2 separate regions of the Homo sapiens genome follow, and region 1 is linked to region 2. Evidence: read pairs that join two places in POLR2A ChIA-PET (ENCODE). Cell type or tissue: Caco-2. All regions are shown on one strand.

Evidence for each region. ChIA-PET counts read pairs that join two places held together with the same protein. Peaks named below come from ENCODE experiments on the same cell type or tissue, not always from the same donor. Only the 100,000 strongest peaks of a DNase experiment are listed, where the experiment ranks them.
Region 1: POLR2A ChIA-PET joins it to region 2 with 7 read pairs; 2 of 35 experiments call an interaction of 5 or more read pairs at or near these places.

The regions. Positions count from the first base shown.
Region 1 is chr15:99,420,099-99,422,598 of GRCh38, reverse strand. No RefSeq gene overlaps it. Among named protein-coding and RNA genes, the nearest start is that of LINC03080, 14 kb to the left of the region's middle. In Caco-2, no CTCF peak of the experiment used is centred here; a DNase peak (open chromatin) is centred at 1,308.
Region 2 is chr15:99,267,833-99,270,332 of GRCh38, reverse strand. All of the region lies in intron 2 of LRRC28 (leucine rich repeat containing 28), which reads right to left. Among named protein-coding and RNA genes, the nearest start is that of LRRC28, 18 kb to the right of the region's middle. In Caco-2, no CTCF peak of the experiment used is centred here; no DNase peak of the experiment used is centred here.

The sequences.
Region 1 (2,500 bases), 150 kb before region 2:
TGAGACTGAGTTTCGCTCTTTTGCCTGGACTGGAGTGCAGCAGCGCAATCTCCACTCACTGCAACCTCTGCCTTCCAGTTTCAAGGGATTCTCCTGCCTCAGCCTCCCAAGTAGCTGGGATTACAGGCGCCCACCACCACGCCTGGCTAATTTTTGTATTTTTAGTAGAGACGGGGTTTCACCACGTTGGCCAGCCTGCTCTTGAACTCCTGGCCTCGTGATCCACCTCAGCCTCCCAAAGTGCTGGGATTACAGGTGTAAGCCACTGTGCCCAGCCTGCAGAATGACTATTATTTAAAAGACAAAAAAAAAAAAACAAACCCTGGTGAGGTTGTGGAGAATAGGAAACACTTATACACTGTTCATGGGAGTATAAATTATCTCAGCCATTGTGGAAAGCAGTGTGGTGATTCCTCAAAGAACAGAACTACCATTCAACCCAGCAATCCTATTTCTGGGTATATACCCCAAAGAATATAAATTGTTCTATCATAAAGACACATGAACACATACGTTAATTGCAGCACTATTCACAATAGCAAAGATATGGAACCAACCTAAATGCCCATCAACAGTAGACTGGATAAAGAAAATGTGTTACATATACACCAGGGAATACTATGCAGCCATAAAAAAGAATGAGATCATGTCCTTTGTGGGAATGTGGATGGAACTGGAGCCCATTATCCTTAGCAGAGTAATGCAGGAGACCCAAATACCACATGTATGTTCTCACTTATAAATGGGAGCTAAATGATAACACATGGACACACCAAGAGGGGAACAACACACACTGGGGCCTCCTTGAGAGTGGAGAGTGGGAGGAGGGAAAGGAGCAGAAAAACTACCTGTCTGAACTGTGCTTATCACCTGAGTGACAAAGCAGTCTTTACAGCAACCTCCCGTGACACACAGTTTATCTATATAACAAATCTACATATGTACCCTTGAACCTAAAATAAAAGTTCAAAAAAAAAAAAAAGAAAATGGAAAACACAGGACACTGTCCCTCTCCCTCCCCCAGTCAACCCAAGCTGAGATTTTTCAAGGCCTCTACACCTCTTTTAAATAATTCCCAGATGATTGAATTCCCAGATTGAAGCAAATGCTCCCAAACAGTGGAGCAACTCGGCCCTGGGGTCTTAAGCCCCCACCTTCCCCAAGAAACGAGACTGGCCTCCTCCTTTTTGCAGGGCAGTGTGGAGCAGTGGAGGAGCAGAGGCAGTGGGCTCCACTCGCAGCTGTGTGGCCTTGAGCAATGGCATCTGCCATTGCTGAGGCTTGAGTAGGTAAACAAAGCTGCCGGGAAGCTCAAACTGGGTGGAGCCCACCGCAGCTCAAAGAGGCCTGCCGACCTCTGTAGACTCCACCTCTGGGGGCAGGGCATAGCTGAACAAAAGGCAGCAGAAACTTCTGCAGACTTAAACATCCCTGTCTGACAGCTTTGAAGAGATTAGTGGTTCTCCCAGCAATCCCCAATTCAACAAGAAGAGCTAACTATCCTAAATATATATGCACCCAATACAGGAGCACCCAAATTCATACCCTTAGAGACCTACAAAGAGACTTAGACTCCCACACAATAATAACGGGAGACTTTAACACCCTACTGTCAACATTAGATAGATCAACAAGACAGAAAGTTAACCAGCATATTGAACTCAGCTCTGCACCAAGCGGACCTAATAGACATCTACAGAACTCTCCACCCCAAATCAACAGAATATACATTCTTCTCAGCACCACATCACACTTATTCCTAAATTGACCACATAGTTGGAAGTAAAGCATTCCTCAGCAAATGTAAAAGAAGAGAAATTATAACAAACTGTCTCTCAGACCACAGTGCAATCAAACTAGGACTCAAGATTAAGAAACTCACTTAAAACTGCTCAACTACATGGAAACTGAAAAATATGCTCCTGAATGACTACTGGGTACATAACGAAATGAAGGCAGAAATAAAGATGTTCTTTGAAACCAATGGGAACCAAGACACAACATACCAGAATCTCTGGGACACATTTAAAGCAGTGTGTAGAGGGAAATGTATAGCATTAAATGCCCACAAGAGAAAGCAGGAAAGATCTAAAATTGACACCATAACATCACAATTAAAAGAACTAGAGAAGCAAGAGCAAACACATTCAAAAGCTAGCAGAAGGCAAGAAATAACTAAGATCAGATCAGAACTGAAGGAGATAGAGACACAAAAAACCCTTCAAAAAATCAATGAATCCAGGAGCTGGTTTTTTGAAAGGATCAACAAAATTGATAGACCACTAGCAAGACTAATAAAGAAGAAAAGAGAGAAGAATCAAATGGACGCAATAAAAAATGATAAAGGGGATATCACCACCGATCCCACAGAAATACAAACTACCATCAGAGAATACTACAAACACCTCTACGCAAATAAACTAGGAAATCTAGAAGAAATGGATAAATTCCTGGACTCATACGCCCTCCCAAGACTAAACCAGAAAGAAGTTGAATCCCT
Region 2 (2,500 bases):
ATGTACTGAATCCTATTGTCATTTCAATAGGATTAATTTTATGTTATGTCAGTTTCACCCCAATAAATTCGTTTTCGTTTTTAAAAAGCTAATGAAGTCTTGGCACTGAAGGAATAAAAAGTACTTCATTCACAAACTACCACAACACACTTAACAAGCTTTTTAGTTGAATCAATAAGTTGATGTCATTGCTTCTGAGCAGGTACACGACATGAGTTAAATACCACGTGTCCAGATTTTTTAAAACTGTGGTAGACCTCTTTTCAACTTGTCCATTCCTTCTCCAGTATTTCCCTCCATTTTTATATATGTCATAGAGCAATATTTATCAACAGAGGAATCAGAAACCCTAGCAGGCTAATGGTACAGAATGAAGGAACCAGCATTCTTTCTTCTTCCCCAGTAGCATAAATGCCTTCAGGGTCCTAGTTACCATTACCTTTGTCTCTTGACTCACTTCATAATAATTACTCATTTTCCTTTGTTTCTCTCTCTGCCATGATGGAAACATTATCTGTGTTGTCCAATATGGCAGACACTAGCCACATGTGGCTATGAAGCACTTAAAATGTGGCTATGTGATGGAGGAACTGAATTTTTAATATTATTTTACTTTAATTTAAATGTTAAGGCCAGGCATGGTAGCTCACACCTGTAATCCTAACACTTTGGGAGGCTGAGGGAGGTGGATTACCTGAGGTCAGGAATTCAAGACCAGCCCGGCCAACATGGTGAAACCCGTCTCTACTAAAAACACAAAAATTAGCTGGGCGTGATGGCGGGTGCCTGTAATCCCAGCTACTCGGGAGGATGAGGCAGGAGAATCACTTGAACCTGAGAGGCAGAGGTTGCAGTAAGCTGAGTTCGTGCCACTGCACTCCAGCCTGGGTGAAAACTCTGTCTCCAAAAAAAAAAAAAGTTAACAGCACATGTGGCTGGTAAAGTGTGCAGAATTCATACCTTCATATTCACTACTGATTTTTCACTTAAACTCAGCTCTTTCAAATGTAAAACATGAAGAATAACTACTTAACTGTAAGAATGATAAATGTTTTAGATTATTTTTCTTAGAAATAAATGAAAGTATTTGCTTAGCATTTGTAGAAATTAAAATTGTCATCTTAAGAAATGTAAATGAAAATATTTTAAGTATCTTCAAATCTACAAATGTTTTCTGGCAAAAAATGTAAAACAAACATCAAGACTGATATTTTTAACTTAGCAAAAACTTACAGAATGAGCTCAAAATAAAAAAAACTATACATCCAGTACATTTACAAAAATACAATGTTTCTGAATTTGATAGAAATTTGATTGCCAAGAAAAGATTTTTCAAAAGAAAAAACAGGCATTAAAAATTGCTGAAATGCCTCTTGAAGTGTTTATCTTAATATTTGTTAAAACTTTAAGTTATGTAAATGTCGGAAACAAGGGTTGGAGGTTACAAGCATCAAGTGTCTTCTCCAGCTTTTTATTTTTAAAAAAACCTATTTAATAAACATGCCATAAGTATGATTTTATAAATGCAATTTTCAAAGCAATATAAAAATACACACAAAAATAGAATACCAAACACATTCCCATTAAGCCAGATCAATGATTTAAGATTACACCTAGCTTGAACAATTCTGTAAGTTTATGACATAACTGTTTGGTTTTGCGGGGGTGGGGTGGGGAGCATGTTCCAAGATCCGTGTACAAGTGCCTTACTTACATAACGTATGTATTTGTTGACTGATTCGATGGGACTAACAGTTAGGCACTGGTGTCTCACTTCCAGTACACAGGTGCCTCATTAAAGTGAATGCCTGAAAAATGAATTTAAACTTGTGGAAACATACATACACCAATGGTTTTGAGTCTTTTGCTTGCAAATAACACCCTTCGAGTACACAAGATAATGGTCTGTTCTAAGAAAAGACCCCTAGCCCTGCCACCTCTTTCTAAACTGTCCCCCTCCTAACTCCCTAGGCAGAAACTACAAATTACAGGGTATATGCTAAGTCAGGTTCCCTACATTTCATTTAAAAAGCAAAGAATGATACATGTTTAAAAATATTTCTATTAAGCTAGACTTTTATTCACAGGAAAACTCAGACACAGACTTTACAAAAATTAACTGGGAAAATTCACTTAACATGCAGCACTTCATTTCTCCACAGTCGATAAACGTGGTTAAATTTTAACGACATGGTGGTGCTAGGCTAGGAAGAGGTTATCAATAAATATCTACAGAATTAAAATGAAGCAAAACTAACTGGACCACAAATTAGGAGACCTTATTTTTGCACTGAAAAGTGACTTTAGAACCAGCCATTATCCTCTTCTTAGTTTCCTCAAAAAGAAAAATTGTCTAAATTATAAATAAAGCTTCTAGCTTTAAAATCCTATGACTCCATAAATAGAGTTAAGTTATGGAACAGACGTTCATTTTCCTGAAAAATGAAAGTCATTATGACATGTGAGAGGCTTGAGTTTCTTAATTATTTGACAAGGAATC